2 separate regions of the Homo sapiens genome follow, and region 1 is linked to region 2. Evidence: read pairs that join two places in POLR2A ChIA-PET (ENCODE). Cell type or tissue: GM12878. All regions are shown on one strand. Each heading gives the region's core, and the rest is flanking DNA. Links, peaks and the distances in the headings are about the cores only. Region 1 holds the start of DSCR9 (Down syndrome critical region 9). Region 2 overlaps KCNJ6 (potassium inwardly rectifying channel subfamily J member 6).

What was found. ChIA-PET counts read pairs that join two places held together with the same protein. Peaks named below come from ENCODE experiments on the same cell type or tissue, not always from the same donor. Only the 100,000 strongest peaks of a DNase experiment are listed, where the experiment ranks them.
Region 1: POLR2A ChIA-PET joins it to region 2 with 10 read pairs; 2 of 35 experiments call an interaction of 5 or more read pairs at or near these places.

The regions. Positions count from the first base shown.
Region 1 is chr21:37,198,978-37,215,606 of GRCh38, forward strand. It overlaps DSCR9 (Down syndrome critical region 9), which reads left to right and starts at 9,526. Exons shown (of 3, transcript NR_026719.2): 1 at 9,526-9,567; 2 at 9,677-9,779. It overlaps TTC3 (tetratricopeptide repeat domain 3), which reads left to right. Exons shown (of 46, transcript NM_001330683.2): 45 at 1,255-1,347; 46 at 2,463-4,130. The coding sequence ends at 2,597. It also overlaps the pseudogene RN7SL678P. RefSeq lists enhancers at 8,190-9,026, 9,325-9,514. In GM12878, for the core only: no CTCF peak of the experiment used is centred there; DNase peaks (open chromatin) are centred at 8,764, 9,354, 9,894 and 10,185; H3K4me3 peaks cover 1,721 bases; H3K27ac peaks cover 3,426 bases.
Region 2 is chr21:37,890,374-37,907,002 of GRCh38, forward strand. The region is part of intron 1 of KCNJ6 (potassium inwardly rectifying channel subfamily J member 6); the gene reads right to left. Among named protein-coding and RNA genes, the nearest start is that of KCNJ6, 18 kb to the right of the region's middle. In GM12878, for the core only: no CTCF peak of the experiment used is centred there; no DNase peak of the experiment used is centred there.

The DNA.
Region 1 (16,629 bases), core at 5,516-13,515, 690 kb before region 2:
TTTGCACTGGGCATTGGAGAGGCCTTCAATGGCTCTTCCCCGGTCTGGCACTTCCTCTTCTTCCCTGACCCTCGAGTCATGGGCAGCAGTGGAGGGGCATGAACCCTCCTTCTGCAGCATCTGCCCCATCTCCTCCTGGGCCGAGTCATGCCTTGGGAGAGACAGCAAAACCCTGAACAGCAGTTCAAGGTCTTCTCAGCCTTGGGGTGATGCCTCCAGTGCCACTCCCTGAACTTGATCCCACTGCCAGGGCTGCCTGCATTCGCCCACTCCCTCAGCAGGGGTTTTTAGAGCATGAGTTTGAGCTAGGTTTTCTGCCAGCTGCTAAAGACCCAGATGGGACTCATTTTGTGCCTTCAAGGCGCTCAGAGTTAAGAGGCAGTGAGCTAGAGTAGAAGTTAATGGTGCAGTAAGGGTAAGTGCTGTGAGCTGCAGGGAGAACTGTGCCTGGAGTCCCAGGCGACACTCAGGTCTGCTCTCACATCGAAAGCACTGTCTATGCTCACCAGACTGTGAGCCGCTGAGGCCAGAGCCCTCCATTCATCTCTGCGTCCAGCACCCGACACCAACCCTGCCCATGGATGTTTGCCGGATGAGCCATCCGTTTGTTTTGTTTTGATTTGCACAAGTAATCCATGCTCATAGAAACTAGAAAATAGTAAAGAAAAAGATTAAATCTCCCTTACCCTGAGGCAACCACTGTTAACTGTTTTTCTAGGCATGTATGTATACATGCAGCCCCTTTATTAAAAAGTGAGTTATATATGATACATGTTGTCTTGTTAGCTGCTTTCATTCAGCAGGCTGTTGGGGCCAGCTTTCTATGTCAGGGATTATGGGCTTCCGTCATGATTTTCCTTTTGGCTACACAATAGCCCATTGTGTGGATGTGTTGGAATTTACTACCCTCAACTGTTAGATGATTAAATGTATGATTAATTCACACCATGCCATGTGATTATCCCATACTGTACTTTAGGTATGGTAATCTTCACCTGGGGATCTTCTGGTCACATAAAACAGTTTTTTCTCTGAGGAAATTAGAACTTTATACTTTTCTTTTTGTATTTTTATATTTTTTCTTAAGAAATGCTATTAAAAAATAAGTTGTTTCCTCAGACTGTTTAGCTGTAATTGTGAATAATTTGCCACCCTTTGTGGCAGAAGATGTTTGAAGGCCACTTGAAGGAAGAACTCGTGTCATAAAAACAACTGTAGTTATTCTTTACTATTCAGGTGTGTTTGTTTCCACAGGCACTGGGTGCAAGTTCCTGTGAAATATGCCACGAGGTGTTCAAATCAAAAAACGTGCGTGTGCTCAAATGTGGGCACAAGTATCACAAAGGGGTAAGAGCTCTTTTTGGCCATCCTTACAGCATGCATTGGGACCTTCAAATATTTTCAAAATAAGAAAGGAATTGTTTTCTAGTCATCAGTATTTATTGTGCTTTCAAACTATTTTCTTTGCAAACCTCCCGTGTCAGTGTTCAGTGCCTCCCTGTCCTCACACCAGCTCTGCAGGAAGGGCAGCTCTGGAGACCGTCCTTTCCATCCCTTGTGGGGAGAGGGGAACAGCAGCTCCAGCCACTCGTTAGTGCTGAGATTCAAAGCAGTATTAGTTCCTTGAAAGGTGATTTCTTACACACTTGACTAAATGGAGAAACAGTGAAACCATTTTTTTGACTTAGTGTAGTATATGAAGTCAGTTTAACATTTTAGAGGAGAAAAACTAAACCTAGCTGAGTCCCTTCTGCCTGACCCAGGGACAGTCCTGCTCGTACCGTTCTGGGATCTGTGTGTGAACTATCATGGTGTTCTAGGTACCGTGAGCATTTGTGTGCACCCCTGCTGCTGGGTTAGAACAGATCAGGTCTCTGCCATGGGGATTTGCTAATCCCTTGGAACGGGATAAATACAGCATGCTCACTGAAAGGAATTGAGACCACTTGCCAAGTCTCTGGTGTGGTGTGCCTCCTTGGGTACAGGGTCTTATATTTGGGCTAGCTGACTGTCCACAGCCTCTGCAGTGTGGGCAGCAGCAGCAGGAGTGTGGCGTGCAGGCTGGAGGGCTGTTCCAGAGCCAAGGGCCAAGGCCAGGCCAAGGGATGGGCTAAGAATGAGTGATTGGGTCATAGGGCCGAGAATGCCAGGCTCTGGAATTTGGCGCAGCTGAAGTGGAAGAGCCGAGCCTGGAACCGGGGATCAGGGCAAGACCACCCCCTGAGGCCAGGTTGGAGGCCCAGAGCGCTCAGGATCTGACCCTGAGGTGGGATCGTTTGCGGCTGGGGCTTTGTCCACACTCTGGCCTGAGCGGGTGTTGGTGTCCCTGAGTATTGGGCAGCTCCAGGCCCAAGAGACCAAGGGCAAGTGAGCCACGCCTGCCAAGGAGCCCAGCAGCACAGGGGAGCTAAGCTTCCTCATGGTCCTGAAGGCATCTTCTGATTTTGTTTTCTCCTTTTCAGTGCTTTAAGCAGTGGCTTAAAGGGCAGAGCGCTTGCCCGGCCTGCCAGGGTCGTGATCTCCTGACAGAAGAGTCACCTTCTGGAAGAGGCTGGCCCAGTCAGAATCAGGAGCTGCCTTCCTGCTCTTCTAGGTAGTCACACTTCACTAAAGTGTCATCCACCAGTGTGTTGAATCCGAAGAATGACAATTTTCTACCACTGGTGTAAAAAACAAACATTTGAAGACCCTTGTGCATTGTGTGTCACAAAGCTAAATACATGGAAATCGTTAATATCGCTGATATTAAGTAATTTCCCCACTCTGAGTGAATACTTTGATGATTGCCAACAGTGGCTAATAAAATGACGGCTACCACACTCATGGGTCACTGGGGCTGCGCAGGGCTCTTTGAGGTGGGTGGCTTCTTTTGGAAAGTACTATGAACGTCTCGAAGCAGTATTCTAGTGATAAGAATTCTTAACATAGCCAAGCGCCCCACGTTTGTTCCCCACGTTTGTTCCCCTTTTCTGTTTGAAAAACCTGTTCTGGTAGCTCCACAAGAGAGATGATACTGACTTTTTAAATTTTTTACAAGAGTCTGTATTCCTGATATGCCTATATTTTTCCTCAAAGATTCTGCATTTTAAGGATGGGCATAAGCAAACTATATTTTAATAATTTATAGTTAATGTTAAAATATTGGCTGATTTAGACCAAAAGATTCAAATCTCCTCTTTGTGAAATCCCATCTGCATTTGATTTTTTATTATTTTATGTTCCCCCGTTAGATTGTTTTAAGTGTTTGCTTTTCATCTTTTATAGATGTAATCTGATTTTCAAAAATCATTAACACTTTTTAATTAGTATCGACTAAGACTTTTTCCCCCTGGAATCGAGGCTGTGTGTCCGTCATCCCAGCCCCCGGTTGGAGCCTGCTCTTTGAACTCCGCTGCCTTCCTTAGCAGCTTCTGTCCTCTTCTGTGAGTCAGTCAGCGAGTGCTTGGGATCCGCATCCAGCCGTGCTGAGCACACAACAGGCTGTGTGTGGAAATGGCCACCACCATTCTCCTTCCCCACCCCACCACAAAAAGAGAAGCTGTGTCTTTAGACAACCCTGAGGTATCTGTGTTACAATCGTTCTGTGTTTGATATTTGTGTAAAGTATGCATGCAGTCTTGTACTGTGACCTAAGAACAAAACTGTAACTGCATTAGAAACCATGAAAAAATTAGATATTGTTTTGTGACTTTTAGACAGTGGTAAATATAGAACCATGAATTCTGGTCACATTCCATTTCTCTCCAACATGAAGGATCAAAAAATGTTTTTCAATGTGTTCTTTGTTCCACTGGAAACTTAGAGTCATGAGTTTATGAGCTGATTTGGTCACCTTCCTCTGCCTTTGTTCACTGTGAGTTCTGATGTCTTAGTGACTTAGTTCTTAGAAGCTCACGCCTTAGTTTGAAACAGATTCTCCACGGTGGTCCCCAAAACACTGTCTGCATATCCATAAGAATTGAGCGCTATGGGTGTTAACGTGCATGAGGATCAGTTTGCAGCAGCAAGTACAAAAGGAGAAGAGGAACATCCGTTGAATGAGTGTGTTTTGTACATAACTTCAGATACTTGTGAACATGCCTTATATTTGTCCAACAACTGTCAGAATAAAGAACATTCTAAAATGAGAAGTTCACTGTCACTCTTGTCCATTCTTTCTTAGAGAAGTTTAAAAATGCATTCTTCTGGAAAACTTAGGACATGTATGTCATGCTAACATTTTAAGAGTGCTTTCGTCAGGAAAGAACAGCCACGCCATGCTGTGTCTGAGGAGTCTGACCAGGGATCTCAGGGCGTTTTAGGGCCTGGGTCAGAATTTTCCTTTGTGCCTGCGTAAGATCGACTATAGGAGTTCACACAGAGATGATAGAGTTTACTTCTTAAGGCTAAATTAAGAGATTTTTCATGTGAATACATATAAGGATGTTGAAGATAAATTGCATTCCTTGGTATATTTTTTGAGGCATTTGTGGATTTATGGGCCACTGAGGCTGTCGATGGGGTTTCCTCTATAGAGGGGCTTCTGGGTATGCTGAGCACTCACAGAGTGAAAGCTCATTTGAAGAAAGCTCATTTTCAAAATCTGTCTTCTGTTTTTTCAAGTGTATTCAAAGTATTATCAGTACGTATTTTTAGTCTGATGGCATTTAATTTAATTTAAAGCAATGACTATTCCTTAAGAATTTAGGCCGGCCGCGGTGGCTAACGCCTGTAATCCCAGCACTTTGGGAGGCCGAGGTGGGCGGATCACGAGGTCAGGAGATTGAGATCATCCTGGCTAACACAGTGAAACCCCGTCTCTACTAAATACAAAAAACTAGCCGGGCATCGTGGTGTGTGCCTGTAGTCCCAGCTACTTGGGAAGCTGAGGCAGGAGAATGGCGTGAATCCGGGAGGCGGAGCTTGCAGTGAGCCGAGATCGCACCACTGCACTCCAGCCTGGGTGACAGAGCGAGACTCCGTCTCAAAAAAAAAAAAAAAAAAAAAAGATTTTAGATTAGTTTTCCCTGCTGAACTGCTTAATCTATGTTATGAATAATGGATAGCCTGGTATAAAATTGAAGTGGTGCCCCAGCAATGCAAAATGTTACTACGGTTTTAAGGTAATCTCAAAGACTACAGAAGTGCCCCCACTTATTCGTGATTTTGATTTCCACAGTTTGTTACCCACGGTCAGCCGTGGTCTGAAAATAGGCAAGTACAGTGCAGTACAATAAGATATTTTAAGGGGGAGAGACCACACTCACATAATCTTTACTACAGTGTAATTGTTCTATTTTATTACTAGTTCTAGTTGTTCATTTCTTACTGTGCCTAATTTATAAATTAAACTTCATCATAGATACATATGTATAGGAGAAAACATTGCATATGTGGGGATTGGAATTTTCTGTGGTTTCAGGCATCCACTGGAGGTCTTGGAACATATCTCCCACGGATAAAGGATGTGTGTGTGTGTGTGTGTGTGCAGTCGCAGCAGGTGGTCAAAGTGCTCAACACACCACAAACTGAAGCAGTAAAACTATTTTAGAGTAGTTTTTTAGTCAGATGACTGGAGAAGGGAATTAAAGGAAACAGTAGAAGACACAATAGCAAAGATGGAAGTTCCTTCTGTCAGCCTGAGGTACTTACTCAGGAGGCTGAAAAAGCAGAGGCCGTAAAGTGATAGGATGGTTGGTCAGAATGAGGACCAAAAAGCATCTGCAGTATGACCTCAGAAAGAAAGAAGGTATCAGAAGGAGAAGCTGGGAGGGTATACAGATGAGTAAATTCCTGGTGAAGTGCTCAGCACAGTGCCTGCACACAAACTCGTGATAACCGGAGCTAACAACTAACTGTCACTAAGATTAAGGGCCTGGAAATTGCACAAGAAAGAGTAGGATAGTACAGTAGGAAAGCCGCCGTTAGTTAGGAAGTCCACTTCCTCAGTGTGGCCTGGATTGGAACACGATCCAGTGGTGAAAAGAGCAAGAAGAAATCAGATCACCTCAAAGTCGTTTTGGAAAATAACAGCTTTGTTCCTGAGATCTCCCTGAATTGACTTCAGGAATATTGTGATTCTATAGCAATGGATCATTTCACCTTTTGGCTTTCCCAAATTATCGGACTGAGCAGCTTTGAGTCAACCTTTCCTATCCAGTTTGGGTTGAGGATCAGGGCCCTGTGGTGGGCTCACTAGGGATATGCCCTGGAGCATCGGTGTGGCCAGGCAAGGCTCATTGTAGTGGAGGTGTGTAGTCCAGACTCCCTGGCTTAGGGTGAGAACTGTTACCATTTGTTCCATCATCGCCTCTACTTTTTTTTTTTTTTTGAGACGGAGTCTAGCTCTGTCGCCCAGGCTGGAGTGCAGTGGCATGATCTCCACTCACTGAAACCTCCACCTCCTAGGTTCAAGCGATTCTTCTGCCTCAGCCTCCTGAGTAGCTGGGATTACAAATGCACACCAGTACACCTGGCTAATTTTTATATTTTTAGTAGAGACACGGTTTTATCACGTTGACCAGGCTGGTCTGGAACTCCTGACCTCAGGTGATCCACCTGCCTTGGCCTCCCAAAGTGCAGGGATTTATAGGCATGAGGCACTGTGCCCAGCCCATTGCCTCCACTTTATACTGTCTCTTCCTATTCTCCCTTTAAAGGTGAAAAAAGATAAATATTAGCAAGAATGCAGAAACTAAACAATAGTAAACTAGAAAATCCTAATGAGTCATCCATTAATCAAGTCGGATTGATAAACCATCATGGCAAAAAGAGACTTTTAACTATGTTAAGAAGAATAATTTGGGGGCCAGGGCCTGGTGGCTCACATCTGAAATCCCAGCACTTTGGGATGCTGAGGTGGGCAGATTGTTTGAGCTCAGGAGTTTGAGACAAGCCTGGACAACATAGTGAAACCCCATCTGCAAAAAATGCAAAAATTAGCTAGGCACGGTGGCACATGCCTGTGGTCCCAGCTACTTGGGAGGCTGAAGTGGGAGGATCACTTGAGCCTGAGAGGCAGAAGTTGCAGTGAGCCGAGACTGCACCACTGCACTCCAGCCTGGGTGACAGAGTTACCCTGTCTCAAAACAAAAACAAAAACAAGATCTCCATATGAAAATAAATGAAGCTTGACCTCTCACAGCATATACAAATGTCAATTCCCAATGGATCACAGTCCTCAATATGGAAAGCAAAATAATGCAGCTTCTACAAGAAAACAGACAATCTTCCTGCCCCTGGAATAGGCAAAGATTTTAAGGAATCACTAGCTCCAAGAATAAAATGTTGATAAACTGGATTTTGGTCTGCACTAAGAACTCTTAAGTTGCTGTTGAGAGAGTGAAAAGGCAAACCATGAAGTGGAAGACGCTGGTAATCCACACTTCCAACAAGACTCCTCCAGAATGTACAAATAACTACAAATCAGTAAGAAAAAGATAACAATATATTAGAAATAGGCAAGAGATTTGAATAGGCACTTCGCAAGTATCCAGATGGTTTGTAGGCATTTTGATAGCCACATTTGTTCAAAATCAATCACCAAGGAAATATAAATTAGAACATTGCTGGCAGGGTGATAGGGTTTGGATTCGTGTCCCTGCCCAAATCTCACGTCGAATAGGAGGAAGGGCCTGGTGGGAGGTGATTGGATCATGGGGGCGGATTTCCCCCTTGCTGATCTCATGATAGTGAGTCCTCATGAGATCTGATAGTTTAGAAGTGTGTGGCATTCCCCTTTGGCTCTCTCTCTCCTGCCCCCATGTAAGTCATGCTTGCTTCCCCTTCACCTTCCTCCATGATTGTACATTTTCCTGAGTCTCCCAGCCATGCTTCCTGTTAAGCCTGTGGATCTGTGAGTCAATTAAACCTCTTTTCTTCATAAATTAGCCGGTCTCAGGTAGTTCTTTATAGCAGCGTGAGAACGGACCAATACACAGGGTATTTTAAGTTGTCTTGAAGTTTCCTGGTTCTAGCAGGTAGGACCATGTACTTAGCAAGGACCTGTTTTGCTGTTCTCTGGGGCATGGGTGAAGGTCTGGGGTGTGAGAGGCTACAGTGAGCTGTAATCACACCACTGCACTCCAGCCTGGGGGACAGAGTGAGACCCTGTCTCAAAAAACAAAAAAAAAAATTGAATCATGTATACACTTATATCAAAAACCAATGTACTCCTGATTACCTCAACTTATTATGTTGGGATTATTGAGGTCTATAGTATCTGTATGGTGGAAATACCGTATAATGCAACTCTTCCCAACTCTGTGTTTAGTGGGGTGACACTGGTAGCTTGAAATCAACCATCGTTGGAGTACTAACACCACAGTCATTGGCAAATGCTGTTTTGCTTCCCTGGAAAAGCTGGTAAAGCCTGGAGTTCTGCTGGTCTGGTGGTGCTGGTCTGGTGGTGCTTGATACCTTTCTCATTTCACATTTGAAATGGTGATTCAGGCACTCAGCAAACCCTGCTGGGATGATTTCTGCTGAGAGAGCTCCTTCCCATTGCTCTTTGGCTAGGGTCCTCACTTCCCTTGCCACCGCCTGGCCTTGCCTGGTTCTCTGCCATCCTGGAAAGGAGACACTGCTCTCTGCAGCGTCTCTGGCCCAGAGACAGGCCGAGTCTGTCATTGCATTAGCCTCTTAGTGGTTCCTTGGGGGCCACTCCCAGCAGAACCTCTGTCCCTGCCACAACAGGTCCTGTGCTACGAAACACCAAGGAAGTCCCCTTCCTGCCTCTGGCCAGGCCCTGCCTGAGAGGGTGCATGTGAATGCAAAGCAGGTCTGTTTCAGGAGTGCCCAAAAAGAAGCCACCAGGAGGACACCTCCATGCCAGAGGTGACTCATCTTACCTCCCAGAGGAAGGACTGGGGCCGGTCCCTTGGCCTTGCCAGGACAGCCTCCACAACGAGCAGCTGGTATGGTTACAGGGCTCCTGTGGCAGGCACTTTCAAAGAGACAAGCTTGCTCTCTGTAACATGTGCCTTTGTGTCAAACAGACCTGTCATTGTTTTCAGCAAATACCTTGGGACTTCAGTGCATAAATACCATTCTAGGTATTTTTCAGAAGTTGTGTATAAAGGCATTCTGCCTAATTCCTTCAGTCCTCTATTTCAGTTTCTATTTATTTGGTGTGATAGAAAGCTCTTAATTTAGATCTCCCCACCGCCAGTTCCAAGAAATCTGCCACCAGCTCCAAGCCTCATGTCCTGAAGTGCCACCTCATTCCCGCGGGGTGAGCCAGCAGCCTCTGAAAAGAGGAAGCCATTGAACAGATCACACTGTGCCTCCCGCCGCTGGCTGCCGCCCCAGCGCCAGCAGGACTCCGGCTTTGACTGGGGACTCACTGGAGGCCACATCGCTTTTGCTTCCAGTTTCCAAACTGCCACCACCTCGAAACTGCCAGACCTTTGAAAGCTGAGGCACAGTGCCTCACCCCTTCCTTCAGAAGACTGTCCAGCTCCCCCTCCTTCCCCTCCTCCCTCCCCCACTGGGGACCTCTCCTAGGGGAGGGGTCTGGTGTCCTCAGCTGGCTCCTCTCCACCTTCGCTTCTACCCGGGGGCTCCAGTGCATCTGGCTTTATCTCTGGGGTGAGCCATGCGGCCCTGGTCATCTGGACGGGCCACTGAACTCCACACATTCACCTGTTCACTGGCTCATCCATTCATTCATCTGGTCTCATGTGCTGCCCTGTTCTAGGTGCTTCCATACAAAGGGGACAGAAGAGATGATGGAAGGCCTCAGTACTGCAGGAGGGGAGACGGATGTCATCTACAATCACACAATACATGGGAGGTCACAGGTGATCCCGAGGAAAACGAAGCTGGGAAGGGGATGAGGGAGTCTCTTTGTCTAAACTTGACCCAGGTTTAGACAGAAGCCAGGAACGGCGTCATCTGAGTGCAGCCTGAGGGACGGGGGAGGAGGTAGGGGCAGGGGCGGGCAGTCAGGCAGAGAAGCCAGTGGAGCGATGCCCGCTAGGGTGTTTCCAGAGCCCGAGGAGGCCAGAGCCGCTCTTTGCCTGGAGGATTGTACAGAAGTGGGGATTCCCAGGGGGTGGATGGGGGTGGGGGCTGGGGGGCAGTGGCCTGAGCCTGGCAGCTCAGGGATTCATGCGGCAGGCGGTGCAGCTTGTTGGTCAACCTCATGAAATACTAGTTTTGCACGTGGCCTTAGACTCTGGGGACTTGGTCTGGGGCCAGGTAGGGGGCATTTCTGATGTGATGTCACCTGTGTTACTCTATCCGTCAGGGCCTTACGGAGCCCTTGCTTCCTCCAACACCCCCACCGGCTTTCTCCTGTGGCTTAAAATTGACCTAGTCAGTCCTGCCAGTGGGTCTACCCTGCAGGCCCATGGGAGCACCCATGGATCCCAGTCCTGGCCCAAGCACCTGCCCTCACTGCTACCCACCCCAAGCCATCAGCCTCATTCTCACTTTACCTCCTCACACCTGGTTTCACTGAAGCCTGGGCCAGCCCCCTCAACCCCTTCCCAAGCTCCCATCTACCCCTGCCACAGCCCTGCTCCCTGCAGCAGGGGCCTCAGAAGTTAGTCTCTTGGAGCGCTGGGGTTAAATGAATGTGCCTTGCACATACTAGCTGCTCAGTAAACACAAAAAAACTCAACCCAGGCTCCAGAACAAGAGCCACACCCCACAAGCTGGCTGTGGTGGCCTCTGAATCTGAATTCCCACCTCCATGTGACCTTCCTTAAGCCCCTCACTCCAGCCCTGCTCTTCACCATCTCCCAACATGATATTTACTAATGGTCATTTCAGGTACTGTGTTACCTGTCCACAAACATTGCAGCATTTAATTTCCCCAAGTACCCTATGAAGAAGAGATTACTCTTGCCTGCATTTTACAGACAAGGAAATAAACCTAAAAGGTTAAGTGATTTCCCCAAGGTCATGTAACTGGAAAATGTCAGGATTTGCACTTGCTAAGCCAACTCTCTCCTCTAGCCATTCTGCTTCTTCCTCTTAATACAAAACCCACTTGTCCCCCAAGGTTCAGCTCAGGTTCCCATGCCAAAACCAAACCTTCTTAGGCATGCAGGTGGCAAAAGCCTTGGAACCCCTGTTTACTACTGCTCACCCTCACACCACGGCTGCAGTGGCTTTCCCCTTCACGTTTGCTCATGAGGCTGATGCAGGGCAGGTGAGACCCAAAATCGGGGCTTAGCCCGGGAGGGTTCTTGGCTTCACCCTGGAAAGAATTCAAGGGCAAGCTGGTGGTGTTAAGACAGCAATTTTTATTGAAGCGGCCATGCATAGCGGCAGCACAGGTGCTGCTCCCTGCAGAGCAGGGCTACCCCATAGGCAGTGCGTCCAGAGTAACAGCTCAGAGGCAGTGCTGCAGTCCTATTTATAGCCACTTTTAATTATATGTAAATTAAAGGGCAGATTATGCAGGAGTTTCTAGGAAAAGGGTGGTAACTTCTGGGTTGTTGAGTCCTTGCCATGGGAAGGGGAAGTAATGTCCGGGTGTTGCCAAGGCAATGGTAAACTGACATGGCACACGAGTGAATGTGTCTTATGGACGGTTGCTTCTTTTTAGGACTTTATATATTCTAGACACAAGTCATTTGTCGGATGTGTTTTGTAATTTTTCTTCAAGTCTGTGGCTTGCATTTTCATTTTCTTAACAGTATTTTTTAACGGTCTTTTGAAATTTTGAGGAAAAGTCTTCAATTTTGATGAAGTCCAATTTATTATTTTTTTCTTATTATTTTTATACTTAGTTTTTTTTTTATTTAAAAAAAATCAGCAAGGCTGGGCATGGTGGCTTGTGCCTGTAATCCAGTACTTTGGGAGGCCAAAGTGGGTGGATTACTTGAGTATAGGAGTTTGAGACCAGCCTAGGCAACACAGCAAGATCCCCCCCTCCCCATCTCTTTTTTCAGAAGAAGAAGGAGAAGGAGAAGAGGGAGAGGGAGAGGGAGAGGGAGGGGGAGGGGGAGGAAGGGAAAGGGTGGGGAGGGGGAGGAGGAGGAGAGAAGGAAAGAAGAAGGAGGAAACAAATCTGCCAAACCACCCAAAGTCAATAAGATTATTCTTCTCAAAGTTTTTTAGTGTTCTTACATTTAGGTCTCTGATCATTTTCTAGTTGATTTTTGTATGTGCTATATCATGAGGATTGAGGTTCACTTTCTTTTTGCATATAGTTAACTGGTTATTTCAACTTGGAGCCTTGAAATCATGTAGCGTAAGTCCTCTAATTTTGTTCTTTTCCAATTTTGCTGTTGACTATTCTATTTATTGCCATATTAATTTTACAATTAACATCAATTTTTACCAAAAAGTCTGCTTGGATTTTGATCTAAGCATCTATAGATCAATATAGGGAGACTTGACACCTTTACATGATTGAATCTTCCACTCTGTGAATATGGAATATCTCTCCATTTATTCAGGTATTCTTTAATTTCTTTCAGGAATATTTTGTAGTTTCTGGTGTACACATCTTTCAATCTTGCACATCTTTTGTGAAATTCATCCCTAAGTATTTTCTATTTTTGATGCTGTTAACAATGTTTACTTTAATTTTAATTTCTGATTGTTCATTGCTAGGATATAAAAAAGCAATTGGTTTTTGTATATTTATTTTATATCCTGCAACCTTGCTAAAGCCACTTATTGGTTCTAGTAGCTTCTTTTTATGGATTCTGTAGAATTTTCTACATAAATAATCATGTCATCTGAGAATAAAGATAGTTTAAATTCTTTCTTCCCAATCTGGATGCCTTTTATTTCTTATCTTACTGAACTACATACAATGCAATTAAGTCCAAATGTTGAATAGAAGAGATGAGAGTGGGCAATTTTACTTCATTCTTCATCTTAGACTGAAAGCATTCAGTATTTTACTACTAAGTATAATGTTGATTGTAGATTTTTTGTAGATGCCCTTTAGCAGGTTGAGGAAGTTCTTTTATAGTTCTAATTTGCTGAAAGTTTTTTTTAAATCAGAAGTCAATAACAGATTTGTCAAATTTTTTCTGCAATTTGGATGATTATATGTATCAAATTTTAAGTTTTCCTTGTTTAATCTGTTAATATGATAAATTATTTTTAAATGTTAAGCCAACTTTACTTTCTTGGGATAAACCCCACTTGGCCATCCTTTTTATATTATTGTTGAATCCAATGTTCTAATTTTTGAAGTGAATATTATTTTAAATTGACAAATCATAAGTGTATATATTTATGGGATACATTGTGATGTTTTGATATGTGTATACAATGTGGAATAGTTAAATCAAGCTAACAAATATATCCACCAACTCACTTATTTTTTTGTGGTGATACATCTGAAATTTACTCTTTTAGCTATTTTGAATATACAATGCATTATTAACTGTAGTCACCCTGCTGTGCAAATAGATCTTGAACACTTATTCCTTCTGCCTAACTGAAACTTTTTACCCTTTGACAACGTATTTCCATTCTCTCTCCTGTCCCTACTCCCCAGCCTCTGGTAGACACCATCCTATTCTCTACTTCTATGAGTTTGACTTTTTTAGATTCCATATGCAAGTAAAATCATGTGGTATTTGTCTTTCTGTGACTGGCTTACTTTTTTTTTTTTTTTTTTTTTTTTTTTTTTTAAATGAGACAGAATCTTGCTCTGTCTCCCAGGCTGGAGTGCAGTGGCATGATCTCAGCTCACTGCAACCTCTGCCTCCCAAATAGCTGGGACTACAGGCGTGCGCCACCACACACGGCTAATTTTTGTATTTTTGGTAGAGATGGGGTTGGTCTCAAACTCCTGACCTCAAGTGATCCACCCACCTTGGTCTCCCAGAGTGCTGGGATTACAGGTGTGAGCCACCATGCCCAGCCCGACTGGCTTAACATAATGCCCTCTAGGTTCATCCATGTTGTCATAAATGACAGAATTTCCTTATTTTTTTTTCCATAAGAGACAGCCTTAAATAAAAAAGAAAGAAAGAAAGGGAAAGAAAGAAAGAAGGAAAGAAGGAAAGAAAGGAAGGAGGGAAGGAAGGAAAGAAAGGGAAGGAAGGGAAGGAAGGGCCCTTTTTTTTTTTTTTTTTTTTTTGAGACAGAGTCTCGCTCTGTTGCCCAGGCTGGAGTGCAGTGGCGTGATCTCAGCTCACTGCAACCTCTGCTTCCCGGCTTCAAGCAATTCTCTGCTTCAGCCTCCTGAGTAGCTGGGATTACAGGTGCCCACCACCACGTCAGGCTAATTTTTTGTATTTTTAGTAGAGACAGGGTTTCACCATCTTGGCCAGGCTGGTCTTGAACTCCTGACCCCATGATCCACCCACCTCAGCATCCCAAAGTGCTGGGATTGCAGGCATGAGCCACTGTGCCCAGCCAGAATTTCCTTCTTTTTAAAAGCTGAATAGTATTCCATGGTGTCTATAGATGTATCATATTTTCTTTATCCATCCATCTGTTGATGGTCACCCAGGTTGATTTCATATCTCAGCTATTGTGAATAATGATTCAGTGAACATGAGAGTATGCCCGGCCTCTTTCACTATCAAAAAGATAATAGCCATTGTAACAGGTATAAGGTGATATCTTTGTGGTTTTAATTTGCATTTTCCTGGTTGGGCGTGGTGGCTCATGCCTGTAATCCCAGCACTTTGGGAGGCTGAAGCGAGTGAATCACTTGAGGCCAGGAGTTCGAGACTAGCCTGGCTAACATGGTGAAACCCCATCTCTACAAAAATTACAAAAATTAGCTGGGCATGTGGGCCGGGCGCGGTGGCTCACGCCTGTAATCCCAGCACTTTGGGAGGCCTAGGTGGGCGGATCACCTGAGGTTGGGAGTTTGAGATCAGCCTGACTAACATGGTGAAACCCTGTCTCTACTAAAAATAGAAAATTAGCTGGGCATGGTGGCGCATGCCTGTGGTCCCAACTAATTAGAAATAGTTGTTTCCAATTTCTAATTTTTAAAAGTTTTTTGCATCCATGTCCATGAAGAATATTAATCTATATTTTCTTATATTGTCTTTCTTTGACTTTGATAACAAGGTGATTTGGCTTCATATAATGAACCCAGACATCCTTCCTTCCTCCCTCCCTCTCTCCGTTTCCCTTCCCTTCCCTTCCCTCCCCTCCCCTCCCCTCCCCTCCCCTCCCCTCCCTTCCCTTCCCTTTCCAACAGGGTCTCGGGCCGGGTGCAGTGGCTCACTCCTCTAATCTCAGCACTTTGGGAAGCCGAGGTGAGTGGATCACGAGGTCAGGAGTTCAAGACCAGCCTGGCCAAGATGGTGAAACCCCATCTCTACGAAAAATACAAAAAAATTAGCCAGGCGTGGTGGCAGGCATCTTTAATCCCAACTACTTGGGAGGCTGCGGCAGGAGAATCTCTTGAACTTGGAGGGCGGAGGTTGCAGTGAGCCAAGATTGCGCCACTGCACTCCAGCCTGGGTGACAGAGTGAGACTCTGTCTCAAAAAAAAAAAAAAAAAAAGACAGGGTCTCACTCTGTCGCCCAGGCTGGAGTGCAGTGGTGCAATCCCAGCTCACTGAAGCCTCAACTTCTCAGGCTCAAGCGATCCTCCCACTTCAGCCTCCTGAGTAGTTGGGGCTAATTTTTTTTTTTTTTTTTTTTTGTGTGTGTACACAAAGTTTCTCTATGTTGCCTAGGCTGGTCTCAAACTCCTGGGCTCAAGTGATCCTCCTGCCTCAGACTCCCAAACTGCTGGGATTGCAGGCGTGAGCCACCACACCTGGTTTGGTATTCTTTTCTCTGTGATTTTCTGAAAGAGTTTGTGTGGAATTGGTATTATTTCTTCCATAAATTTTGTTAAAAGTCATCACTAAACCCATGTGGGCCTGTAATGTTGGGTTTTCATTTTGGTTAAGTTCAAAATATTTCCTAATTTTGATCTTCTCTTTAACCCATGAGTTATTTAAAAGTATGCTATTTAGTTTCCAAGTATTTGGAGAGTTTTCAGATATTTTTCTGTTACTAATTTCTAATTTAATTCCAAGAGTCAGAGCATATACTTTGTATAATTCAAATCCTTTTACAATTATTAAGACTTTGAGTTGTTTTATAGTCCACAGTATAATCTATCGTGGCAAATGTTCATGTGTACTTAAAATATGAATTCTGAGCCGAGCGTGGTGGCTCATGCCTGTAATCCGAGTATTTTGGGAAGCCAAGCAGGGCAGATTGCTTGAGGTTGGGAGTTCGAGACCAGATGTTGTGCAATGTGCCAGACAGTCCCAGAGAGCGAAGTCTGATTCTGTGCTCGGTAAGACTTTCCAAAGTCCCACTGACCTCCACCTACATCCGTGCTGCTGCCCAGTGATGTGAACTGCATCTATAATTTTTTTTTTTTTTTTTTTTTTGAGATGGAGTCTTGTTCTGTCGCCAAGGCTGGAGTGCAGTGGCACAATCTCAGCTCATTGCAACCTCCGCCTCCCAGGTTCAAGCAATTCTCCTGCCTCAGCCTCCCGAGTAGCTGGGATAACAGGAGCCCACCACCACGCCTGGCTAATTTTTTATATTTTTAGTAGAGACAGGGTTTCACCATGTTGCCCTCCTGGCCTCAAGTGATTCACCTGCCTTGGCCTCCCAAAGTGTTGGGATTACCGGCATGAGCCACTGTGCCCGGCCCATAATTTTAAGATTTCTAAGAGCTGAATTTGAAAAGTAAAAATGAGC
Region 2 (16,629 bases), core at 3,666-11,665:
TACGGGGACTACAATTCGAGGTGAGATTTGGGTGGGAACACAGCCAAATCACATCAACTTCTCAAAAGAGTTTTACAGTCAATTCACATTTCTAAGTAAAAGAGCTTAAGACCTATTTTAACCTACGACATAAAAGACTTCTGCTTTCGTGGCCTCCTGTTGCCCTGGAAGACACTCCTGCAAGAAGGCTGACCTGCCTTCAGCTGCATGTCTGTACAGCAAACCCACTCAAGGTTTGACACAAACCTTCTATGTGTGAAACACATGCTGAGATTTCTGATTTCTGAGAGTTGAAAAGAACCATGCAATTGTAAATCATGTACAAAGGAATAAAACATGGCGGCTCTGTGTGTCAAAAGGTTTTCCCCTGCAAGTCCCACAGACATGGGGAGTGCATCACATCGGTACAATTCAGGAGAACACTGCCTCTGACTCTGCCCGCCTCCCCCGCATCCAAGCAAGCAGCCAACAAACAAAACAAGCCCCAGTGAAGCTGTAGCCTACTGTGGGTTTCCAAAAACCTTTACAGAATCGAATCTGGCAAGATGGCACATGGGGGCAACCTTAATAAAAATCTTTCCTGTAAAATATTGCGCATTGAAAGTCAGGTTATAAATTCTGGAAATTTCTCCCTAAAGTTAAACACAAGGGATCCTGAGGGTTTACTCTGATCTCCTGAATCTAACTGTACGATGCTCACCTACCTATCTCAGAAAGGTGAGTGACAGAAGGACTGGGAAGCAGGGAAGGCATAGGGGACGGGCTTTCCTCCTTGCTTTCATAGGATACTTTCACAGGTGGGCCTCTCAGCTGTGTGCTGGATGGATGAAAGGTGAGCAGGTTTTGCAAAGGCAGGTTAGGGGAACCACACACAGACACACACAGGCAAAGACACACACACAGAGACAGGTACAGACACACATAAACATGCACACATAGACACAGAGACAGATACGAACACAGACACGCATAGACAAACACACAGGCACACATGCACGGACACAGGCATGTACACTCTGCACTGTACACGATGTCATTTTAGGTGTAGTGAGAATAATTTTATATAGAGATCAAAATTTTGCCTCATATCTATGAATGGTTCCGACTAGCTAGAAAACCATGGATGATTAAGCACTGCTTAGAAATGTGTCCCTAAAATCTACAAAGTTAAAAAAATCCCTTAATATGTATTTTAATTTGTGTAACAGGGGATTTATGAATTGAGTACTTGTAGGCTGTTTGGGTGAGAACATTTCCAGGCTTTCTTAGACCCAGCTGAACCTAGGGGGCCCAGGTTGCAAGTGTTTGAACTACCAGATACCAAGCCCTCTCAGTGACCCCCTCATATATAAATTTTAAAGGCTTGAATATCCAAGTGCCAAAGTCGATCATTTGAGATAAGGGCCTCAGCTCTGCATTTCACTCTTTCTTCTTGCAGCTGCTGTTCCTGTTGGAGGTAGCAAGGACATTGGTGCTGATGCTGGCGGCAGTTGTGGTGGTGCTGGGCTGGGTGTGGGTTGATGGTCTCAAGTGTGGGATGGGGAAGGGGTGTGGGATGGTGGGGGTGGAGACACGCATCACATGACTCTCAGATGATTCTTGGCAATAAGAAGACAAAGATTTTCATGTTGGGAGCTTAAACACTGAAGAATTTGCAGGTATCTTTTTAAAGCATTCTTGTGATTCTTCTTTAAATCAATGGTTCTCAACCCTGGCTGCCTGCTACAACCATGTGGGAGCTTTTGAAACATACCAGTGCAGAGACTGTTCCCCATTGTAATTCTGATTTAATCAGTCTAGGGTTTTAGAGTGAGGAGCTCTTCAGGAGATGCAAATGTGCAGACAGGGCGTTGAATCATTTCAGGTCAAATGGGGCATCCCAATACAGCAGTAAGAGTGAGAGGGAGCCCTGGGCACAGCCATTTCTTCTGCAGGAACAGCACTGATGTGGTCCTGGCTGATCGTAAAGTCACCTACCTCAGTTTTTAATAGTTATTACAAAATATTTCAAGCATTCAGGAAATTATATGGAATTTCTATGCTCTGACCTCCAGGTTTAATGACTGTTAGTATCTGGCTATATTTCTTGTTTATTAGTTTAGAAAATACAGCTGTAAAAAAATCTGGTGGCTCTGACTGGGTTGGGAAATTTGGGATACCTTTGGGCAAAATGTATTGAGAAGACAGGCTGCTCACTTAGGTCCCTGCTGGGTCATTTGCACTTTAGTATAAGTGAGGCAACAGGGTGAAGGCAATGGTAGAGACTTAAGGTTGGGCAAAGATGGGGAGGCAAGTTGGGAAAAGGGGTGCAGAATGGGCATAGGGCTTAGGATGTCTATGGCAACCCCAGGTTGTCCACTGTTGACCCTGGCAATGAGGTAAAATCTTTTCACTGAGGAGTTTTTAAGAAGAAATCACTATACAGGAGAGTGAGAAGTCCCAGTTTTAGCATTCTTTGTCCCCATATGGCTTCTTTCATAGTTTTTTTTTTTTTTTTGAGATGGAGTCTTGCTCTGTCACCCAGGCTGGAATGCAGTGGTGTGATCTCGGCTCAGTGCAAGCTCCACCTCCCGGGTTCACACTGTTCTCCTGCCTCAGCCTCCCGAGTAGCTGGGACTACAGGCGCCCGCCACCCAGGCCAGCTAATTTTTTTTGTATTTTTAGTAGAGACGGGGTTTCACCATGTTAGCCAGGATGGTCTCGATCTCCTAACCTTGTGATCCGCCTGCCTTGGCCTCCCAAAGTGCTGGGATTACAGCCTTGAGCCACCGCACCCGGCCGGTTTCTTTCATAGTCTTATGTTACATTCCTGGGTACCCTTTTGAATGTTCCCCTATTTTTTTCTTTTTTTGGAGATGGAGTCTCACGCCATCTCCCAGGCTGGAGTACAGTGGTGTGATCGCGGATCACTGCAATCTCTGCCACCTGTGTCCAAGCAATTCTCCTGCCTCAGCCTCCCAAGTAGCTGGGATTACAGGCACCTGCCACCGTGCCCAGCTAATTTTTGTATTTTTAGTACAGATGGGGTTTCACTATCTTGGCCAGGCTGGTCTTGAACTCCTGACCTTGTGATCCACCTGCCTTGGCCTCCCAAAGTGCTGGGATTACAGGTGTGAGCCACCGTGCCCAGCCTGTTCCCCCTATTTTCTAGGGAAATGTTGACTTCTTTGGTCCATACCTTCTTGCAACAGCACTCGGCTCCAGCACTGTGTGTATAAATGGCAGCCTGTGCCCTCTCTCACCTACGGCTGGAGAAGCCTTTTTTTTTTTTTTTCCTCTGCCTTTCCTTATTTGGAGTTGATGCTTTTTGACATTTCTGTCCAACAAATACTACCTTGGGTTCTGGATTATATTCTACGGAAGCAGCTGACATTTCTTTGATCCTTCCATTTGAAAATATTTATTTTAAAAAGATTGAGAAAGGTAGAATTGACTTCTAAAATACTTCAATAAATAACCACTTTCAAGTTGCCATGATTCACTTTGGCAGAGAGATGCTATAGACAGATAACCCAGAGCAATGTCAAAAATAGACACAAACGAACCCTGCTCAATTCTGGCCTCTTCCTTTCTCTTTCTTTTCACTGATTCTATTCAACATCCTGCCTTCTGCAATCTTAACATGATCTGTTAAATTATGGTATAATCAAAACCCTGTCACCCTCCATCACTTATAACTTCAGGAAGCCTTATAATTCTTGCTTAACCATTCAACAAAACAAACATATCAGGGGATGGTCTAGCAAGCTTAGTTCTAGAAGCTTATTTATCCTTCTTTGATATCTGTCTAAACTCATACAAAGGAACACAAGTCACTTAGCAGATATGTGGAAGTTAGGTACAGCCTTGCAACATCACAATCACCAGGGAGCTTGCTGGAAAATGCAGAATCCCAGGCCCCACCCCCGATCTACTGAACCAGGATCTGCATTTTAACAAGAGCCCCAGATAACTGCTGTGCACATTGAGGTTTGAGAAACACTAACTTACAGCATAAAAATCAACACTTGGCTGGGTGTGGTGGCTCACGCCTGTAATCCCAGCACTTTGGGAGGCCGAGGCAGGTGAATCACAAGGTGAGGAGTTCAAGACCAGCCTGGCCAAGATAGTGAAACCCTGTCTCTACTAAAAATACAAAAAAATTAGCTGGGTATGGTGGTGGGTGCCTGTAATCCCAGCTACTTGGGAGGCTGAGGCAGAGAACTGCTTGAACCCGGGAGGCGGAGGTTGCAATGAGCTGAGTTCGTGCCACTGCACTCCAGCCTGGGCGACAGTGAGATTCCATCTCAAAAAAAAGAAAAAAAAAATCAACATTGTACCACTCAGCTCCCTCATGCAGCATTAACTTACCTGCCTAGAAAATGTGGCTTTACTACTTTTGACGCTGCTTTTAGGTCCCCTCTAGGTGAGGCAGTTTTAGGGAAAAAAAGCACCAATGATACAAGCATTTTCTTCAAATTTCTTTTGTTAATGTGAGAGTGATAATTACAGTCTCACCAGTTTTTTTTTAAAGAATCTAGAGATGTCCACTTTATTTTAAAATTATGTTCACAGTGTCATATTTTCTATTTTCCTCTTCTTCAGAGATGGGATCTTGCTATGTTGCCCAGATTGGTCTCAAACTCCTAGGTTCAAATGATCCTCTGGCTTCAGCCTCCTGAGTAGCTGACATTACAGATGCAAGTCATTGTGCCCAGCTCCATATTTTCCATTTTCTAACTAAAATGACATATGCTAAGCAGGGGAGAGAAATACACAGAACTTCCAAGCTATAGCAGTTCAGCTTCTTTCTAAAACCCAAATAATAGCCCTGGGATTTAGAGATGAGCAGGAGAAGGGCTTTTCTTAAGGATTCAGGAGGCAACACGGCTTTGTCCTTAAAGACCTTAATGATCATGCCTTATCTTGCCAACTTTAGCTGCCTAGAAATGTGAAGGGCTTAGAAACAGCCAGGGCTGAGTGGGGTGCAGCTAGCTTCAATATGACCCCATTAGTAGCACCTTTGGAGGTGTCTGCTCCTAGTGGGAGAAGTATGACCAGACTTTTGAATAGAACCAGCTTTGTTTCTGGCTGAAGATGACATCCTTGCTTTAGTAAATCCTCCTCTCCATGATCCAACATTTCTCTCCTTGACCCATCCCCATTTCTAGCTACCTTCACTGACCCCATAGAGGTCATTCTTTGGAAGCACCTGAAATAAAAGATGCACAGCCCTTTCCTCCTCTGTCCCTCCCACCTGGTGAAAGAGGCAGACTTTCCCATTAACCTGCCCTCAGGGTGAAGTACATTGTCCTGATTACTTCAGTAAAGAGGAACATTGGAATGAAGGTACCCCAATCAGGGAGGCTGTGTGATGAAGACAAAGGGCTTCAGAGCCATCTCCCTCCCTCTCCTGCCCTGACAGTGGTGCCCCATTCCCCATTTTTAAAAGTTGGAAATCTGAGGCAAAGCCTTATTGTAAAATGTTGCAGTTTCTCAGGTATTCCCAGGGTGAAATCTCACCCCTAAAATCAGAAACTTTCTCACAAGTCTGATAAATGCCTGCAGGCTCATTGTATTACGCCGTTCTTGGACTGCTATAAAGAAATGCCTGAGACTGGGTACTTTATAAAGAAAAGAGTTTTAAGGGGCTCACGGTTCTGCAGGCTGCACAGGAAGAATGATGCTGGCATTTGCGGCCTCTGGGGAGGCCTCAGGAAACTTACAATCATGTCGGAAGGAAGAGGTGAGAAGCAGGCACGTCACATGACAAGAGCAGGAGGAAGAGACAGAGGGGGAGGTGCCACACACCTTTAAACAACCCGATCTCGTAAGAACTCACTCACTATGGCGAGGATAGTGCATGGATGGTGTTAAACAACTTATGAGAAATTCGTCTCCATAATCCTATCACCTCCTTCCAGGCCCCAACTCCATTATTAGGATTACAACTCAACATGAGATCTGGGCAGGGACAGAGACCTAAACTGTATCACCCATGCTAACTGCTGAGGCTTCTGAAGCCCTTCGTAGGGTGCCAGAAGCCACCTGTCTGGTCATCGTGCACACACCTGTTTCCACCTGAGATGACCAGGCTGATGTGGGGCTGACTGCTTCTCACCTGCCTGGCATGGGGTTCGGCTGTGTCTTTGCTAGTGGTGCCTGGAACATTACGGGCACGGAACATGCATTTTCTTGTGGGCCGTGAAGGTGCAGAGGCCACTTTTCTTGGGTCTCCAGGTGAACCTTGGGACTGTGTTACCACTAGGAGGGCAGAGCTGTCACCCCCGATTCCTGGGGGAGACTCAAGGGTGGCACGTGGGCTTGGGGATGAACAAACTCATGGAAGCCTTGTAGGAACACTCAGGGTTTCTCTGGCAGGAGCCAGTGTCTGTCAGAGGAAGAGACAAGCTGACAGCCTTTGACAGAGAAGACACCCGGGCCCCAGAGGCAGCGGAGGACCCCAGGCTGACAGACACACCTCCACCAAAAACAGAGGCAAGCTGACAGTGCCTGGAGCTCACGGTTTGCTTCAGAAAAGGCACCTGAGCTTCAAAAAGGAAAAGAAGAAATGAGTGCCCACAGCCAGGCTGCTGGGAATTCATCCAGGAGCTGTGGCACTGCTGGGGAGGGCCAGAAGCCGGGGCTCCTGCCAGAGCCAGGAGGGCAGCTGGTAGCTGGTTCGTGTGGGAGGCTGAGCTTTGCCTGTAGGAACAAACACTGTGGCTGCTCTTGCTAAGGTATTTAAACAGCATCTCAATGCTGGGCTGACAGTTTTTGGGTATAACTGGGTTCTCTCCATTCTACAAGGCCACTTTGGCTTCTAAGAAGGCAGCTCTAAAAAGAAGTCCCCTCTCCTATTACCTTACAGAACCCCCATTGGTGCGTGGACTCCTCCCCTTGCTTAGTGTGGGAGCCCCACCCAAGGTGCAGCCCAGCAGGGAGACAGAACAGTGTTGTTCAGTCCTGGCTGGAAGGTGTGTGCACAGTGACCCCCGATGACAGCCAAATCCATCCAGGTACAGCAATGGCAATGAGCAGAGGGAGCCTCAGCCCAAAGCTTCCCATGCTGGGAGAAATGACCCACCACACAACACTTTCTTTCTAGAAGCAAAGTTGTCTGTTCCACTGCCTTGTCTAAAATCTTGCTTTAGCTGCTGACTGGCTCTGAGAGGCCACCTATGGTCCTGATCCTGGTGCTCTCCGTGCCCTGTGGCCTGTCCCCATTTCCCCAAAGCAGACCTTTCTTCACACTCTCTCCCTGGGATTGTACTCCATTGTCACACTGCCCTCTAGTCCCTCACTTTTCTAAGCCTCTGTCCCCAGGGCTACCTCGGATTTCCTGCATCCATCAGGGAAGTCTCTGCCTTTGAAGTCCTGGCTCAACCAGGGGTCCGTGCAGACTGGACAATCGCATGTGTCCATCTCAGGGACAGGCTTATCATCACAGCCATTGTATTCTGTACCACCTGTTAGTATAAAAAGTCTTTTGCATCTGTTTTCCCAAAGTTGCCACAGCACTTAAGACCCAGTGGGATCCAACCCCTATTTGCTACGGGAGTAAAAATTAAGTGAGATGGGAAATCACTCCTGAGTTGGAGATCATGAGAAAGAAGAAGGGAAGATTCCTATTAAATGACTGTTATTCAAGTGAACCTTGGACATTGGGCTGTGTGTGCTCACTACTGTGGGTTCTCCATGTTGACCGCCCTTTAAAACCATCTGGGAGGCTCGATGAAGTATCCGTGTGGGAAGGGGAAGGCAGAGCGTGATGGGGGCCACCACACATGGTGTGTCTGAGCAGCTTTGGTTGCTGACGCTAGCCTGGCATCTGTGGAATCTGATTTGTACATTTGAGTGGCCATGAAATGGGCTCTAGTGCCCTTACCGGTCATGGAAAGTTCTATTCCAGGTAGGCCACTGCAGAGTGTCTGTCAAGGATTGTTCCCATTGGATTTCATTTCTTTTAAATTTCAAAAATGCCAGTATTGGGAGGCCAAGGTGGCTAGATCACGAGGTCAGGAGATCGAGACCAGCCTGGCTAACATGGTGACATCCCATCTCTACTAAAAATACAAAATTAGCCAGGCATGGTGGCACATGCCTATAGTCCTAGCTATCTGGGAGGCTGAGGCAGAAGAATAGCTAGAACCCAGGAGGCGAAGGTTGCAGTGAGCCAAGATCACGCTACTGGACTCCAGCCTGGCTGACAGAGCAAAGACTCCATCTCAAAAGAAAAAAAAAAAAAAGAAAAAAAGAAAAAGAAAAAGTCAGTAATGTGTTACTGTTCTATTATTGCCCTAGAAAGGCTGTAGGTGGTGGGTGGAGTTGCAGACCAGGCTCCACAGATGTTATGCATCCTGGGCAATAAGACATCTTCCCTTTCAGCCTCAGTATTTCCATCTGCAGGTAATATCAAAGCACTGGATACAGAGGTATTAGAAGAACTGAATTGTTATAATATTTGTGAAATTGTACTTTTTAAAAGGGAGGCATAGCCAGGGAAAAACATTTCCTTTTTCATTAGTTTAGGTGTAATTTACAGTTGTTTATGATGATGACCCTCTCTTTGCTATATTTCTTTGTTGAAGCTTTGAATACAGAAAAAAGTTTTAAATATCCTGCTTTAACAAGAAAATATTATCCAATGTTTTAAAATAAGAAAGGTTAAAAAGAACTTACATAGTAAAAATGCAAATATTTCCCTCCTTCTGTTAAGAAGTAAAGGCTTTCAACCCTTTAATAAGTATACTTTTCTCAAGTTTTCAGGGGGCAAAACAGCTAAGAAAGGGAGAGACGGCTCCGTCTGTTGAGAAATGTGATTTTGAGTTTCTCCTGGGTAAAGGTGGAAGAACAGTGAGAGGAAGAGATTTTTGTCTTTTGTGTATAATCTCGGTAGAAATCATGACATCGCTTTAATGATATTCTTGCACATGTGAAACTAATAATAGTTTGTGAGCCCAGAGGGAAAAACCAGTTTTGCCCTGAAATACAGCCAAGTTGGACTAGAAAAGCGATTGTTAAGGAAACTGTCCTTAGCTGGATTGTCCTCTTCTCGTTCTCTCTCACTCCCCCTCACTCTGCTTCTTTCTCTCTCTTTCTCCAGCTCTCTTGTCTCACCCTCAAGTCTAAAAATTATAACAGCATTTCAAGAAGCTAATACACTACCACACTTTTGCTGACACTCTTAAAATCTCTTGTAAAGAACACACCTTGGACCCTCACAGCCAGTGAATGTTAATTGAAGAGTGGACCTTGGTAGTGTCTGGGAGAATGCTGAAAAAGACCAGAGGTGGGAAGAGTTCAAGGCCAGATGTCCAAAATGCAGGGCCAGAGTCTCCTGACCCTGATCACAAATCCTAGCTACCTGGTACAACCTAACCTTGTGAACTTGGCTTCCAGTTCCCTACCTACAAAATGGGAAAACAGTAAGTTCCCTTCCTTCCTGGGCGCTTGTGAGAACCAACTGGCTTAATGACTGGGACATTATTGCTGAAAGCTAGTAGCATATGAGTTCCACTATGCAAAGGTGTTTGCTTGGTGTCTGATGTTAATTCCTCCTTTACAACTCGCCCAGTTCGTGTGGCTGGGAGGCTCAGGTTGGGCACAGGTTCTGGCAGCTGAGAATGACCTGTCCAGCTTCTTTGAATGTTTTCATGTCAAATCAGATTGCTTCTGTGGTCAATGGATGAGGGATTACAGATTGTTCTTTCACTAGGAAATGTTAGAATGTAAATAGGCACAGCCTTTTTGAAGGGCAATTTAGTGAAATGTAACAAAAGCTTTCAAAAAAGTGCCTACCCTTTTTACCCAGCAATTATATGTATAATGCTTTATACTAAAAAGGCATTCTGATATAGTGTGTAGAAAGACACAGTGTGTGGGAGATGCTTATACAGCACTGTTTACAACAACAAAAAAAGGGAAAACAACCCAAATGTCCAAAATATAGGATGCTATAAATCCACAGGAAGTATGTTTTAGAATCACTCACAATGCAGCCACCACAATGATAGTCTATGTTTCGTTGACCATATCGAGTACCTACTATGTGCAGGACATCAACTAGGGAAACATCAGTGAACAAAACGAACAAAAGAACTCTACCCCTAGGAGCTTGCCTTCTATTGCAGGAGACAGAAAATAAACAAAGCCACATGCAATTTGCGTGGCGTGTTAGAAGGTAACGCATACTATGGAGGAAGTTTAATCGGGAAGGAGGAGGTGGCAGCAGAGGTGAAGGATGGGTGCCAGCACAAACTTAAAGGAGGTGGGAATGAAGGCGCTTGCTGAGAAGGGGCAATTCTGGGTGGATTTGATGGGAGAAAGGCAAATCTGGGGAAAGGACATCCAAGGCAGCAGAAGGAGTGAGTTAGGAGGCCTGGACATATGGAGCAAGTATCCATCATGTTAGAGAAACAGCATGAGGCCATCAGCAAGGTGCGTGAAGAGCAGGGAGTGAGACCCACAGTAAAAGACAATGAGCCCAAAGAAATCTGCAAACCACTCCTCATTCCTGACTTGGAGAGAAGTTGATGATGAATTATCAAATAACAATATCAGTCAACAATATATGATCCAATTTTAGTTATAAAACATAAAACATAGTAAACCCTCCTATTTACAGTCTGTGCTATATTCTCCCCCACTTCTGCCTCCCCCTTCCTTCTCTCCTTCCTGCCTTTCTTTGTTCAAAAATTTAGCTTATCTGAATGTTCACATTTTTCTACAGTGAACATACTTGTGCAACAAACAAATAAGAAAGGCTCAGGTAAAATAAATTGACAGTATTTTATTGTCTTTGGTCAAGCTGTTTGAGCACAGAATTCACCAATGTTAAAATGTGTTTACTTTTCTGAATTAGCAATAAACACTATTTGCTTTGTAGAAAGGTTAAAACAGTGGAAGAGCTCAAATTGGGAAGTTACTTTAAAGGTGAGTGTTGTCTTAGAGAAAGAGTAGGTTGGTTTCCACAAGTTAGGCTATACCCAAAATACACTTTCTCTGCATTTCTATCGGTGAAATTTCCCCAGGGTGAATCTGAAAAGTGCCAGTGTATGGAAACCACATGGAAATAGAGGGATAAAGGTAGAGAGCTCCTCCACCCCCACACATGTATCTACAGACATGTTCAAACTCATCTGTAATCATAAGAGCATTGACCTTGACTTTACCGTAAAACTTTGATGATTGAGAATGCTTCAGGACTGGAGTGTTCCAGTTTAATTTGAATTATTTGGATAATTGACTCAACCAGGAATAAACAGACGTTCAAGTTAGGATTTCAAATTCAGTTGTTAAAAATCTTTCTAAAAAGTGAGCTCCCTTCTCTATGTTGGTAAGTGTGCTGTGCTGGACACAGTTCAGTCTTTGATGATGTGGGTGCCCTGGGATGTAACTGGGTCATTATTCTAGTCTTAAACTCATTTATTTCTCCTTTAAAGTCCTAGAAGAGTAGTGTAAGTAGCATATCTGCCTTCTGAAGTAACACATATGCTTGGCATTAAAAATTATAAAATCATTAAATTGTTTATTACAGTTTTTCATATCCTCTTAGAAGCAGGGGACAGGAAAACCAGCTAACTAATTTGTTTTTTTTAATTATCCCAATTTTGTAGCTAGAAAACCTGATATAGAGAGAAGTAAAATAACTCATCTAATAGAGCTCAGTGTCTGTCAAAGCTCATCCCATAGAACCACATGACTCCAGGTTAACTCCAATCTCTCAGGCTCCTAGAAAGGAAATATGATTATGCCCAAGGGCATGAGGACTTAGGTTCTGAAGATCTTTAAGGCAACCCAGAAGAACAATGTCAATACAGGAAGACCAGAAATCAGTGACCTGGACTGTGCTTCAATTTTTATATGGCTTAGAGAAGTGAATGTTACTTCCCTTGTCCCATCTGAAACACAAATTTATTCCTTCTCCTCCATCGTTTAAATATCACATCTGAGTGACATCTAGAATGGATGTTTTTGCCAGTACAAGTTACTAAGAAAAGAAGAAAGCTCTTTCCCATGTGACATCTCCCCTCTGACCTACATAACAGTATTTTGGTGTTTTATTTCTTGTACAGTGGGTCCTCACAGCATTCATAGAAATGGCTACAATGTGCCTACATGGAATAATAGATTCTGTATTATTTTTCCAAAGATAACTATTTTCAATAGTTTTAATAGTTTCTGGTAGTTCTCAGTACACTTTAAGGATTATAGAAATATTATTCAAATATCATATATTGAATGGCCCTTCCATGAAAACATAGGGGATACAATAATGTGTAGTCTGACCCTCGTTGGCAAAGAAGTTTGCATCTGGCAGAGAGAAGAAGTGTGCAGGAAGGCACCGGCCTACAGGGTGGCTGCAGAAGAAACCCCACAGACAGTGCCCATGGTGAGAAGATAAAAGCTCAAGCCTGAGAACATGACTTTGCATTTTGGTGGCATTTTCAAATATACTTTTAATTGACATCTCAAATTCAATGACCTGGACATCTAACTCAAGAAGCCACCTAGTTTATTGTTTTGATTTCTCTGACATGACAGCATATAAATTACCCTTCCTTCCTTTTAAAACAATGCCAGGGTGTGAGAACCTCTGTTTTCAGCAAGTCCCTCTTGCACATATCTTAAGCCCATTTTTTTTCCTCTCTCTTTATTAGAAACAATTGTCCCTTCCTCTCCATGCTGTCTGCGATTTGTTCTCAGGGGCTAAGAGCTTCAGTGTTCCTACTCAGTGTTTTCTCTTTCTTTGCCAACTCAGTGAGACCCCTCTTGCCTTTTCTCATGATATGATTTGGCTGTATCCCCACCCAAATCCCACCTTGAATTGTAATAATCCCCATGTGTCAAGGGTGGGGCCAGGTGGAGATAACTGAATCATGGGGGTAGTTTCTCCCTACTGTCTCATGGTAGTGAATAAGTCTCATGAGATCTGATGGTTTTATAAAGAGGCATTCCCCCGCACAAGCTCTCTTGCCTGTCACCATGTAAGATGTGCCTTTGCTCTTCTTTCATCTTCCACCATGATTGTGAGGCCTCCCCAGCCATATGCAACTGTGAGTCCACTAAACCTCTTTCCTTTATAAATCACCCAGTCTCAGGTATGTCTTTGTTAGCAGCATGAGAATGGACTAATATGTAATGCAATTGGCCATCTTATGGAATCTTAGGGTGCTTTAAGGGGACAGAGTGATTGGATCTGTTTTGTGGTTGGAATATGAAGCACAGATGACTCAATCAGATTACCGGTGTCTGAAATGACATGGGAAGAAGCCAGGACAGACACACAGGGCTCCTCACTCTATTTATCACTCTCCATGTATAAGTCTTGCCTTATTTTAGCAATATCAATAGTTCCTCTGGAAATTAAAAACAAAACAAAACAAAACAAAAAAAAACGAAGAAGCAACTTGAGTCCAGATTCTTTACCTGAAGAAAGAAATGAACTGCAACAATACTTGTACATTGCAAGGGCTCAAGTAGTCAAATGAGGTTATGATTTTTCACCAGGACACCCAGGGTCTGTCTTTAGTGCTAACAGCCTCCTGACACCTATTTTGTAATAAAAGGACAATTTACTTTATATTGGTAGAGAGTAACCAAAAAACATCCAGATATTGTTGAGTAACTGATCATTTTAAGAAAACCTTATTAATGCAATGAAAATATTGTGGGTTTATTTGAAAATGGCTGGTGGGGTTTAATTAAATTCTCCTATCCCACAACAGTTTTTTGTGTTGCTGAAACCACAATGTGATCCTTTCTATTAGCTGCTCTAAAGTCCAGGTTTCACACTTTTTGTGGGTGGGCTATTGTGAATGACTTTGGTATTGTTTGGGTGATTTATAACCCAAGGATTTTCAGGTGAAATATACCTTCTGATGCTGGATCCCATGTTCTAGCTATTATCCCAGTGGCCAAGATAACCACTTTGTACTTCCCATGAGAGCTGAATCTCACAAAAGACTCAGCCTTGCTAACTTAAAATAAACTCCACTTATGCACACGACAGGAATAGAGAAGACTATCTCAGTGGTGCAAGCCAAATAAACAATTTCCCTGAAAAATAAAATTCATTGACAGCAAAGTATTTTTGTTCATTTTTTTTTGGTATCACTTTGGGGTCTTGAAAAAAAATTATCTTCACTTACTTAGAAGTTCTATACTGACCCACACTTATCACTATACTGAAGTAGTGGGCTGTGCCATAAAGGTTAAGTTCCACATAAACCCCATTTTATTTTTTTACTATAGACTCCTTGTTTTCATGGGGTCTCCATTCATGCTGTTTGGGAGCCAGGCTAAATTCCCAGTGACTTCTATCAAAGCATAAGTGAGTTTTACTTCATGGGCAGAGAGAAGGTTTGTAGTTTGACAGATATGGCTGAATGACTAGGAGATGAACATCAAGCAACATTGTTTTTGCACAGGAGAAAAAAAGGAGTCTTGTCTACTCTCTGCTCCAGATCACAAAATAAAATGGTCTCATCATATTCAGGATGAACAAGTTTCCCATTCACAGCAAATCCCCAAAAACATGCTCTTAAACTCTGCCAGCCAAAACCTTGCACATGAAAGTGACAAGACACCACAGCCCCTATCTGGCTGCTGCAGCAGCTCACCTAGCTCTCTGCCCAGCACCGCTATTTATTCACTGGAACAACCTCAACACTCTGCGCCTGGACTGCAGCCACGTGCGCTCCCTCTGGCCCATGCAGTGTGGTGTGAGAGCTTTCTTTGGGTGGAATCCATCATCAGCCTGCTCTCTTGGCTCATGAGTGATTATCTGCTCTCAGCACCACTGATGACACTAAAGCAGGTCCATTTTTCTATTACTCATTTACTGCTTCACACATGCTTAGGGCTTCTTGCCTTCTGATCAGTGTCCTAGCTGTGTGTCCTAATCCCAGTATTTAACTCTGTCTTGCTCATGACTGCCAGATTAAAATTCCTGTATTTCCTCCCACTTGCCCCCAATCAAAGCAGTCACTTTTCCAAGAGCTATGAGCTCATGTACCATGCCGATGCGTGGCGCTCTGATTTCCATGGTGTGGTAGACCATACCCCTGCCTGATCAATCCTCATTGCCAATACACCCTATATATATGTAATGGCAAAACCGCAATTACTTTTGCACCAACCTATAGGTGGGTTCCTCATAGGAAAGCCCTCTTTCTCCTGGGAAAACCTTACTAAGCACCAAAACGCTACTGTTCTTCCAAGACTCCTTCACATTTCCCCACATCCCTGGATGTTTTCTGCAGATACCAGCCCTTATTAATGTTCTCCTCCCTCACTTAAACTCTAGCACCATTCTCTTGTGTAATGCTATGCTTCTTTGTGTACATTATTGTTTCATCAATACTCTCATTTTCTAAGTTTAAGGCCTCTGGGAACTGAAGTCAGGGCATTTTTTTCTCTATGTCCCCTTGTCTTCTTTAGGTAGTAGGTACTTAGCAGAGATTTGTCAACTGACTAACCCAAGAAGCTAAGACAATTCTGGACATAGCTATGAAGCGCCAATTTCTGGCAATATGAAGGTGGTCAGGAGATGTTTAGAATGAAAGTAAATGTTATATAGTTATAACTCTTCCTCACTTGACTGCATGAAGGTCTGCTGTGATAAGCCCTCTATTCAATTTTCTTAATATGGCTTTTCTCAAGAGTACAACATTCTTATTCACTGATAGCATCTTTTATTTAAAGGATAATAAATGAGACTATTAATTTTGAAAAGAACAAATAAACTTCAGGATGGATTAACTATAATTCCAAAATACTAAGCAGTTTATTTAAATAACCTGCATAACAGAGAAGCCCTTGCTTTGTGCTCATAATCTTTGCAACTTAGTGTGATCATGAGTATTTTTTCTGATGGACCAAAAGCTTTTTGTTTTTGCTGTTTTTCCCCCCTAGACACTGAGTCCAGGTTAAATCTGCCTCTGCAGTGGGCATTCTGGCATTCCATTTCTAGTTGTGACCCTACCTGGCTCTTGCATGAGCCTGGACTTGGAGGTCTCTATCGTGGGAAGAAGGCTGTGAGAAGGGGCATTGTGTCTGGGTTCCTCCTTAAAGCAGATCTGAGGAAAACCTAAGCCAGTAGCTCCCACCCTTTAGAGTGCATCAGAATCCCTGGAGGGGATGGGCAGATGATTGGCCCTGTCCTCAGGGTTCCTGATCCAGTAGATCGGGGGGTGAGCTTGAGAATTTGCATTTGTAGCCAGCTCCCTGGTGATGCTGCTGCTGGTTCAGGGACACACTATGGGAACCACTGACCTCAGCTGACTTTCATCAGCTCTGATGCCTCCTTTTGTCCACAGAGACCCCCAACAGTGGCCAGTCAAGGAGACATGTGGAGTGTGGGCTTGGGCCCAACACTCCTTGAGTGCTGATTAAAAAAGAGGGCCACCTAATGCGGCCTCTCTTCCAATGACAACACATAATGTCATAGGTTCTTTATTTGCCGTCCTCTTTCTGCCCTCTCTTTATATGCTTTACTACTGTGGGCCCAGCCACCCCAGGAGGGCTAATGAAAATTTAAGAGGGTGAATATGTTTAGGGTATTGACTGGTGAGACCTTGGGAGACAGCTGAAGAGGAAGGAATCTACCCCATTCGTTGCCATTATTGAAACTAGATTTCTTGAGAG